Regions from separate parts of the Homo sapiens genome. Here region 1 is linked to region 2. The links are chromatin loops, found by intact Hi-C in ENCODE. Cell type or tissue: HCT116. All regions are shown on one strand. Each heading gives the region's core, and the rest is flanking DNA. Links, peaks and the distances in the headings are about the cores only. Region 1 overlaps MIR194-2HG (MIR194-2 host gene). Region 2 overlaps MAP4K2 (mitogen-activated protein kinase kinase kinase kinase 2).

The links. Hi-C counts contacts between places; a loop is a spot of excess contacts. Peaks named below come from ENCODE experiments on the same cell type or tissue, not always from the same donor. Only the 100,000 strongest peaks of a DNase experiment are listed, where the experiment ranks them.
Region 1: it touches region 2 in a loop (4-fold over the local background); 28 of 110 quality-filtered maps call a loop at or near these places.

What each region holds. Positions count from the first base shown.
Region 1 is chr11:64,885,094-64,890,469 of GRCh38, reverse strand. It overlaps MIR194-2HG (MIR194-2 host gene), which reads left to right. Exons shown (of 3, transcript NR_133640.1): 3 at 1,130-2,012. Among named protein-coding and RNA genes, the nearest start is that of MIR192, 3.5 kb to the left of the region's middle. RefSeq lists a silencer at 2,315-2,674 and an enhancer at 2,508-3,078. In HCT116, for the core only: a CTCF peak has its summit at 2,404 (motif pointing right); a DNase peak (open chromatin) is centred at 2,429; H3K4me3 peaks cover 772 bases; H3K27ac peaks cover 1,134 bases.
Region 2 is chr11:64,784,683-64,790,058 of GRCh38, reverse strand. MAP4K2 (mitogen-activated protein kinase kinase kinase kinase 2) reads left to right here. Exons shown (of 32, transcript NM_004579.5): 30 at 100-170; 31 at 274-329; 32 at 435-5,141. The coding sequence ends at 522. Among named protein-coding and RNA genes, the nearest start is that of SF1, 8.8 kb to the right of the region's middle. RefSeq lists an enhancer at 1-50. In HCT116, for the core only: a CTCF peak has its summit at 2,301 (motif pointing left); no DNase peak of the experiment used is centred there; H3K27ac peaks cover 302 bases.

The DNA of each region.
Region 1 (5,376 bases), core at 19-5,018, 100 kb before region 2:
CCCTAGGATTCCTAAGAGGGCCCAGGACCCCAGCTGCTGGTAGAGGAAGAGCAGCCAACCCAGGACAGGACAGCTGACCCCACCCCTGTCCCGCCTCCCACAACAGCCTCATTTCCACCTATTTCTTTGTGGTGTTTGTTTGTTTGTTTTGAGACAGAGTCTTGCTCTGTTGCCCAGGCTGGAATGCAACAGGCTTCCTCCCAGGAGGAAGCCTCCCCTCCTGGCATGATCTCAGCTCACTGCAACCTCTGCCTCCTGGGTTCAAGCGATTCTCCTGCCTCAGCCTCCCAAATAGCTGAGATTACAGGCATGCACCACCATGCCCAGCTAATTTTTGTGTTTTTAGTAGAGACTGGGTTTCACCATGTTGGCCAGGCTGGTCTCGAACTCCTGACCTCAGATAATCTGCCCACCTCGGCCTCCCAGAGTGCCGGGATTATAGGTGTGAGCCACCGCGCCCAGCCCCACCTGTTTCTTATACAACGGGGTTCTGAGGAAATTTTCCTTTTTTTTTTTTTTTTTTTTTGAGACAGGGTCTTGCTCGCTTTGTCACCCAGGCTGGAGCGCAGTGGTACAATCACAGCTTGCTGCAGCCTCCACCTGCCAGGGCTCACACAGTCCTCCCATCTCAGCCTCCCAAATAGCTGTGACTACAGGCACGTGCCACCATGCCTGGTTAATTTTTGTATTTTTCGTAGAGATGGGGTTTCACCATGTTGCCCAGGCTGGTCTCAAATTCCTGGCCTCAAGCAGTCCTGCCTCAGCCCCCCAAACTGCTGGGATTACAGGCATGAGCCACTGTGCCCTGTCAGAATTTTTCATTTGAATAAAAAGGTTTCTGGTACTACAAAATAAAATTTGTAAAATGGGAAATAGAGACCTAGGAATAAATGTCAAATTGCTTAATAACAGGCGTTGGCTATTGAGCCCTTTCTGTCTGCTGGGCACGCACATCCAGGACCTGGTCCTCCTGGCATCCATCATGAACCTGTTTGGGACAGGAGGACACAGGCTCAGAGAGGGTGCACATTTGCTGAAGTCACAGAGCAAGTTGGACCTTCTCCTGGGGACTGTAGGCAGCCAACAAACATCTGGCCCCTAAGACACTGTCTCTCTCCCCTTCCCACAGGCAGCTCTGCTCACACTGTCCTGGCTGCTCTGAATCCCTGGGCCCCGATTGGCCCCTGCCGTGGCCCAGCTCAGCAACCCCTCCCTGCAGACCATCCCATGACTCTGCAGGCGCTGCTCCCCTCTCTGCCCACACCCCGGCTTCGTGGGCCTCTCCCGCCACCCTTATCTCATTCCCTACAGAGTTAAGGAGCCCTGTGTGCTTATCTAATCCTGTGCTAGTTTCAGACTCCTTGAGGGCAAGGTCCATGACTTACTCATCCTCCCTGGCTGCTTCCCCCACCCACCAGCATAGTAGGTGTTCAGGATACATGGGCTGGATGGTAGGGCCCTGGACTCTAACCCTCTTGGGGCTGTCAGGCCTCAGACTCAGAGCACTGGCATAGGGTGAAAGGGGAGCAGACAGCAGCCACCCTGCCCTGGGGGTCCTCCTGCATCTGCCTCTGCAGAGCACTGCGATCCCACAAAGGCCTGCGAGGGCTATTGGAGACCTGTTCCAATGCATGAGCAAGGCGGATCCAGCACCCTCCCCCAGCTCCTTGAGCCCACTGACCTGTGTCCTTTACCCAGCAGGCCCTGGGCCCATGCACATTTCCCTGGCCTGGGTCTCACCTCCAACCCCTCTCAGAACTCCTCAAGACCTGCCCAAGGGTCACTCCCTCGCGGACACCTGCCTGGCCCCCCGCCCCGCCCCCCATTACCCCACTCACTGGCTCCCTGGATGCTCTGTGGCTGGGATGTTAGCGCCCCCATCATGCCCCATCACCCACACCGGGCTATTTCCCCCACCAGCCTGAAAGCCCCCAGGAGTGGCGGCCACTGACTTTTTTCCTGTAGCCTCAGACTCAAAGGAGGCACTTAATAAATGCACACAGAAGGACTGACCTTGTGCATGAGCAAAGTTGCTTAGGGAGGGAGCCTAGACACAGTGGGGCGGTCAGCACAGAGCTGGCGGTGGGAGGCCTCAGTAGTATTGTCTTTGTCCCATCGTCCACACCACACGTGTGTGAAACGCTACGCTGACAGAGGCCCTGAGAGGTTGTGCAGATTGACCGTACGCCAGCCTCAGAGAGAGAAGGCCCAGGCGGGGAGGAGTAAAGCCTCCCTGGGAGAGGTGAGTGTGAGGTCGGCGTTTGCTGAGGTGAACCCCAGAAACAGGTCGTGATCACTGGAGGAGGAAGGAATGCCAGGGGCAAAGATGCAGAAACCGGACGGAGGCGCGGGGCGGGCGGGGACAGCTTCCTCTTCTGCAAGGCTTACTCCCGGTGGCCACCACTAGGGGGCGCCCCGGGCACCCCTCCCAAGCGGGGCGGGGCCAACCCTCCCCACCGCGCGGCTCCCAAGGCCTGGGGGAGCAGCCCCTGGGTTCGCCTTCCCCGGGCCGCCTAGAACTGCGCCTGGCCTGGCCAGGACACTGTCCTGGGCCTAGGGCACAGCCCAGGTGCCAGCGTCCTACACACAGTTGCGGGTCCCAGGCGCGCACTGCCTTACCCAAGGTGGCCCTGGTGGGGCTCTTCCCGCTGTGGTGTGTATAAAACATCACTGTATAATGTATATTCATAGAATTCACAATGAGTCCCCATGTAACAACCTGCAGAGCCCCCAAATATGCCCTTCCAGGTCCCCCCCGCCCATGGTCAGCACAGTTCTGAGTGTTAAGGTAATCACTTCCTCTCCTTTCTCTGGGATTTACTACCCCGTACACTTTCCCAAACAGTCTGCGAGCATTTTGTCTGGCTTTCTTGTTATTAATGTAAATGGAATCACGGTGCCGTGTCTGGCTGAGTCTCATGCAGTTGATGGAGCCGAAGCTTCTTCACTCTTGTTCACTGCTGTATAGTGAAGAGAACACTTGGGGTTATTATGAGCGCTGTTATTATGAGCACTGTTGGGATTATAATGAGTATTGTAATGCACAGATTCTACTGCAGGGTGCTTCTCCAGCAGGGGCTGTCAGGTCATGGAGTGGTGGACCTAACACTGGACCAGGCCACATGGTGTGCCTAATAAAGGACAGCTGGGTACAGGCCTTTTTTTGATTTTGTTTTTCTTTTTTTTTTTGAGACGGAGTCTCATTCTGTTGCCCAGGAATGCAGTGGCTTGATCTCAGCTCACTGCAAGCTCTGCCTCCCGGGTTCAAACGATTCTCCCGCCTCAGCCTCCCGAGTAGCGGGGATTACAGGCACCCACCACCATGCCCAGCTAATTTTTGTATTTTAGTAGAGATGGGGTTTCACCATGTTGGCCAGGCTGGTCTTGAGCTCCTAATCCCAGGGGATCTGCCCACCTCGGCCTCTCAAAGTTCTGAGATTACAGGCGTGAGCCACCGTGCCCGGCTGTCTTTCTGTTTTTCTTTTTGACAATGATGACAGCTTCAGAAAAGTTGCAAGAAAAGTACGAACAACATCCATATACTGTTTATTTTGATTCATTGACAGTTAACACTTTGCAATTATATATATATACACATATTTATATATATACATATATATACACATATTTATATATATACATATATATACACATATTTATATATATACATATATATACACATATTTATATATATATACATATATATATATACACATATTTATATATATATACATATATATACACATATTTATATATATATATACATATATATACATATTTATATATATATATATACACATATATATATATTTTTTGAGACGGAGTTTCTCTCTTATTGCCCAGGCTGGAGTGCAATAGCGCTCACTGCAACCTCCGCCTCCCAGGTTCAAGCAATTCTCCTGCCTCAGCCTCCCGAGTAGCTGGGATTACAGGCATGCGCCACCACACCTGGCTAATTTTTGTATTTTTAGTAGAGACGGGGTTTCTCCATGTTGGTCAGGGTGTTCTCGAACTCCCGACCTCAGGTGATCTGCCCGCCTCGGCCTCCCAAAGTGCTGGGATTACAGGCATGAGCCACCATACCCGGCCTGCAATAATATTTGCTCCCTTTTCTCTCTCTCTCTCTGTCTGGCACCCACATACACACATACACACACACATATTTTCTGAACCACGGGAGAGTAAGTTACATAAGTCCTAGCCCTTTACCCTTAAATATTTCAACATGTATCTCCTAAGAAAAATGACATTTCTTACGCAACCACAAGACAAGTACCAAATTCAGGCCTGATGACAGTGATGCAATGCTATTATCTAACGTACAGTCCACTTTCAAATGTCTCTGATTGTCCCAGTCTGCCAGGACCACGCTTCACATCTGGTGTCAGCTCTCCTCAGTCTTCTTTAATCCAGAACCATCCTCAGCCTTTCTTTGTTTTTCAAGACCTTGATATTTTTGAAGAGTCTAGATCAGTTGTTTTGTAGAGTGTTTCTCATCTTTTTCTCTCCATTTCCCCCCAATTAAACAAGTCAAGTACATCCATTATATACATTTGGACAACATAGAAAAGTAAATAAAAATTGCCCCAGTTCCTACGATGCAGGGATAACCCCGTAGACACTTCCTGTAATCACTGAGTAAGCTGACTCACTTGTTCTACGCACTCTGTGCACATGAACTCATGTCATCCTAGGAGGCGGGTGCTTTTGTTATCTCTTGAGTGCCTTGCTAAAGATCATATGGTCTGTAGGATTTGATCCTGAACAGTCTGCTCCAAAGCCCATGCACTTGGCCTTTATGCTATACTGCTTCTCAATAATGGCCAGCCACGTGCGTGTGGCGTGCGCGCGCTCATCAGGATGCCTCAGCTTCTGCCCTATTGGCATTTCGGGCAGGGTAATTCTCTGCTGTGGGAGTGCCCTGTGTGTTGTAGGATGGTCAGCAGCAGCCTTGTCCTCTGCCTAGTAGATGCCAGCAACAATCCCCAAAATAATCATACCAAGAATGTCCCCGGGGGAGCAAAATCACACCCAGCTGAGAATCACTGTGTGGGGTGTGTGTGTGTATGTGTGTGTGTGTAGCCAGGTGATGCTGTATTCCCTTCTGAAATCTATCCCAGTGATTGGTACTCCATGGTCACTTTTGGGTCCTTCCATTTTCTTCTCTGGTCCCATGTCTAGTGGCTGCCAGGTGTTGCCTGTGAAGGGACTCGTGGATCGACAAAAAGACAAATCTATTGCAGTAGCTACCTTCTACTGCTACACAACAAAGTGCCACAAACTTTGTGGTTTAGAACCGCCCCCATTTATGAGCTCCTGGTTCTGTAGGTTGGAAGTCTGGGCCCAGCATGACTGAGTTCTGTTCTCAGAGTGTCA
Region 2 (5,376 bases), core at 272-5,271:
TGAGGTCAGTGAGGACCCCTGTGGCCCAGACCCAGGCTCAGGCGTGGCTGAGGGGGTGCCAAGATGGGTGCAGGGCTGATGGTGGCCTGGCCCCCATAGTGTGCCTGCAGGACAGTGTGCTGGCCTTCTGGAGCCATGGGATGCAAGGCCGAAGCCTGGATACCAATGAGGTGAGTGGGGCCCAGGGACCTTGCTGTCCCCTGCCTTGTGGTCCCTACCTCTTTGGAAAGGACCTACTGGAGTGGCCTCAGTGCTTCCCACCTGTCTTCCCAGGTGACCCAGGAGATCACAGATGAAACAAGGATCTTCCGAGTGCTTGGGGCCCACAGGTAGGCGGTGGTACCCTAGCCTCCCCTTCAGATGCCCCTGAGGCCAGAGAAGGGGCTGATGTACCAAGTGTCTCCCGCCCTGCCCCCTACTCCTCTCTCCTCCAGAGACATCATCCTGGAGAGCATTCCCACTGACAACCCAGAGGCGCACAGCAACCTCTACATCCTCACGGGCCACCAGAGCACCTACTAAGAGCAGCGGGCCTGTCCAGGGGCTCCCCGCCCCACCCCACGCCTTAGCTGCAGGCCCTTTTGGGCAAAGGGGCCCATCCTAGACCAGAGGAGCCCAGGCCCTGGCCCTGCTGGGGCTGAAGGTCAGAAGTAATCCTGAGAAATGTTTCAGGCCTGGGGAGGGAGGGGAGCCCCCGACGCCTCTGCAATAACTGGACCAGGGGGAGCTGCTGTCACTCCCCCATCCCCGAGGCAGCCCAGTCCCTAGTGCCCAAGGCAGGGACCCTGGGCCTGGGCCATCCATTCCATTTTGTTCCACATTTCCTTTCTACTCTTTCTGCCAAGAGCCTGCCCCTGCATTTGTCCTGGGAAACACGGTATTTAAGAGAGAACTATATTGGTATTAAAGCTGGTTTGTTTTAGTCCTCTGGTCCCTCTGGGTAGGGGGAGTGAACCCACCTCATCTCCCGCCTCCTTCCCTCCAACACACGTTTCTGTGGGCACCACAGAAGGGCAGGGCCCCCAGGGTTTTGGAGAAGCCAGGTAGAGGTGACAGGAGGCCATGGCCCCCAGCAGCCTTCTAGGGGCACTGTGCCTTCCCCTGCATCCTTGCTCAGAACTGACCCTCAGCTTTGCAGTTTGAGGGCTCTGCTGTAGTTTAGCACCCCAAGGACTCATGCAGATGGGGGGACCTCAACAAAGGGACTCTCATCCAGGGCACCCTTGCCCCACGTAGGATCTCACTGGGTGACCCCTGGAAGGGCCCAGGAGGAGCCCCCAGAGGGCTGTTCCCTCCATTCCCATGGAGGCTGCTGCCCATGGAGGTAGCCTGTGTGACCTGTATCCCCTGCCTCCACCTACTGCCTAGGTGTTAGACCAGGAACATCAGATGACAGCACGATCATCAGATTGGATGGGAAGGCTAGCCTGTGTCCGTCTACCAGACTCCCAAGGGCTGCCTCAGTGCCAGGCCCTGGGGTCACTACCAGAAACAGACCAGCCCCCAGGGAGGGCGTCCTCCTTGCTGGAGCCTGCATCTTGAGGGCATGGCCATTCTCCTGTAGCTTGTGCTTACGCTGTCATTCTCCAAGGGTCTGTCTGCTCAGCTCTGAATGCCAGGGCCCCCAGGGCTGGGCATCCTCTTTTGCCCCAGGCACTGATCAGCCGCTCTTGACTGGAGCCTTTGGGCAGCTGCAGCCCAGGAGGCAGGATGGGAACTGCCTTGAGGGCCCACAGCTGGGGGGCTGGGAAGGTGGGGGCAGGGTGGGGGGAACAGCTGGAGCAAAGGCCCCATGGTCACCCCTACATTCAAGGCAGGTGTTGGAGGAAGACCTTTGCACCTGGTGGGTGGCAATAAAGACTTGCGGAGTGACGTGGTAGGTGGATGGCAGCCATGCGAGTAGGCTCAGTGGTTCCCAGGGTGTCACACTGTCCCCTCAGCCACCCTCCAGCAGAGTTTCAACTGTTCTGACTCTGTCCAGTGACTGGGAGGGTTTCTTGGCTGGAATGGGGAGCCAGCCCAGGGGAGGGAACACATCTCTTCACACCAGGCATTCACACCCATGTTCCCGTGAGCCCCAAGGAGGGTGAGGGGCACCTTCCAAATTGGGGTCGGTGGTAACAGGGATACAAAGTGAATTCCTAACTTCCAATTTTCCAGATTTCTCGGAGGAATGTTGGGACCAGGGTGGGGTAAGTGGGGACAGGGAGGTGAGCTCCTGCTCAGCAAAGGCCCTGACCAAAGGCGCCCTGGGGAGGACTGGCTTTCCGTTCACCAACCGGCCAGCAGCAGACAGTGCCTCCTTGTGGCGGATCTTCCCGGACCTCAGATTCAGTCTGGAAACGGGGTTTGGACTGCAGAGTGTAAACTGCCAAAGTGGGGGCCTCCCATAAAACGCTTGCTGCCAGCAAAGGCAGGCCAAGAGCAAAGAAAGGCCGAGAAACCAGGGAATATGCACTGAGAGACTAACACTTTAAATTTTATTTATGTATTTTTAAATGCGTAACCTTTGCCCATGGTACATATTTTTTTAAATACAGCAGAGATATAATGAAGTCTCCCTCTTACCCCGTCCCCAGCCACCCTGGTCTCAGTTACTTATGAACCCTTCTAGAAGTATTTTGCGTATTTAAGCAATTTGGTATATTTTATTCTTGGCGATTTTTTATATACGTATTAACATATTCCACATACTGTACTGACCTTGCCCTTTAAAAATATATCCTGGGGGGCCAGGTGTGGTGGCTCACACCTGTAATCCAAGCACTTTGGGAGGCCGAGGCGGGCGAATCACGAGGTCAGGGGTTCGAGACCAGCCTGGCCAACATGGTGAAACCCCGTCTCTACTAAAAATACAAAAAATTAGCTGGGCATGGTGGCGAGTGCCTGTAATCCCAGCTACTCGGGAGGCTGAGGCAGGAGAATCGCTTGAACCTGGGAGGCGGAGGTTGCAGTGAGCCTAGAACATGCCACTGCACTCCAGCCTGGGCGACAGTGCAAGACTCCGTCTCAAAAAAAAAAAAAAGAGAAAAAAATATATATATATCCTGGAGAATATGAATGTATTAAATTATCACATGCACCCTGAAAAGATATGTATATATCCTGGAGAGTTTTGCGTTAAAGATCTCCCTTTAAAAAAAAATTTTTTTTTTTTTACAGCTAGTGGTATTCCATTGTGTATGTTTCCCATAACAAATGTTAATGACCTGCAGTGAGATCCCTATTGGTGGAAATTTGAGTTGTTTTTACTACTTTTATATTACAAACAATGCTGCAATAAATATTATTAGGCTAGTGCCCCTCTGTACATATTCAAGCACTTCTAGAAGATAAGTTCCTGGAAGCAGCATTAATGAGTTAGCGGTGGCTACATATGCCGTGGTGATAGCTGCTGTCCAGTTGCCCCTCCATGGGCAGAAACCTGTGGGAGGGTCAGACCAGACTCTTTAAGTCATTCTTGAGGACAAGTAGAAGGGACGTGGGCCCCCCCAGGATGTTCAGGTAACTGGCCCATACCCGGAGTCATCCTGGTGAAAGTCAAGGGGAGCACCATGATGTGTGCTTCGGGACGGCGGAGGATCTGCCGTGTTCCCTGTGGCATGTCCAGCACCTGCTCACTACCAGTGCTCAGGAGACCCTCACGAGTAAGGGAATGGACAAGATGTGGTGAAGAGGAGTCCCTGCAATCTGCCCTTGGACTGGGTGAGCCACCCCAGCTCGCTGAGCTTTACTTTCCTTAGGTTTACCATATCCAAAGCCAACTGCAGGGCTGTCAGGAGGATCAGAAATACTGTAACAGACATAATGCAATAACATAGATGACTCTTAGAGGTAAATTAAAACAGCACTTTATGCACAGTACGATAGCATATTATAAAGCTCAAAAACAAAATGAAACCATCTATTGTTTAGCAATACATGCCCAAGATACAACCCTATTAAAAAATCATGGGAAGGAAAAGCACAAAATCTGAGATGGTCGTCCCTGAGAGGAGTGTGGGATGGGATAAGGAAGGAGCCCAGGAATTTTTAAAGGTATTGGTAATATCTTAGCTCTCAGGTTTGGTGGTAGGTTCATGGGTATTTAAGTTATAACTCAGTTCCTAACTCACATAAGGTGCCACACATCCTTTTGTATGTATCAAATATTATGTCATAAAATTTTAGTTTGGGCATGGTGGTTCATGTCTGTAATCCCAGCACTTTGGGAAACTGAGGCAGGCAGATCACTTGAACCCAGGAGTTCTAGACCAGCCTGGGCAACATGACAAAACCCTGTCTCTACAAAAGATACACAAATTAGCTGGACATGGTGGCACTCGCCTGCAGTCCCAGCTACTCTGGAGGCTAAGGTGGGAGGATTGCTTGAGCCTAGGAGTTCAAGGCTGCAGTGAGCTATGAACTTGCCACTGCACTCCAGCCTGGGTGACAGAGTGAGAACCTGTCTCAAAAAGAAAAAAAAAAAAAGGAAAAAAATTTTTAAAAAATATTTAAAAGTAATCACCGAAAAAATAGAACTCGCTTGAAAGACAAGACCAAAAACGAAGAGGACGTTTCCCTAGATGGTGAAAACAAGTGGGGCGGAATCACTGCAGCGTCCTGCACAGAACTCTGGAATTGCCACTTTGCAGTTGCTGCCTTCTAGTGTGTATTGTTGAAAGACAGTTTTATTGAGGCATAATTGGCATACAATAAGCTGCATATAAAAATGTGTACGTGATGACTTTTGACATACGTGTACACCCGTGAAGCTATTTCCACAATCAAGATAATCACCATCCCCTTCACTCTGGAAAGTTTCCCATGCCCTTGGTAAGCCCACCCTCCTGCTTCTTGCCTCCCATCCCCAAGTAACAACTGTGCTGCTTTCTGTCACTACAGGTTAATCTGCACTTTCTAGAATGTATGTAAATAGAATCACACAGTATGTACTTGTGTTTTGTCTGGCTTCTTGCTTAGCTGAGCATAAGGATTTGCGAGTCATCCCTGTTGCATGCATTAATATTTTATTCCTTTTTATTGCCAAGTAGTATTCCATTGTTTGGATGCACCAGTTTGGTTAGCTGTTCACCTGTTGATGGACATTTGGACCATGTTCCGTTGTGAACTATTACAAATAAAGCTGCTATAAACATTCATGTACCTGTCTTTGTTGGATATATTCTATCATTTCTTGTGGGTAAATAGTTTGGAGTGGAAGGGCTGACTCACAGTTAAGTGTCGTTTAATTTTTTTTTTTTTTTTTGAGACGGAGTCTCACTCTGTCACCTAGGCTGGAGTGCAGTGGCCTGATCTTGGCTCACTACAACCTCCGCCTTCCTGGGTTCAAGTGATTTTCCTGCCTCAGCCGCCTGAGTAGCTGGGATTACAGGC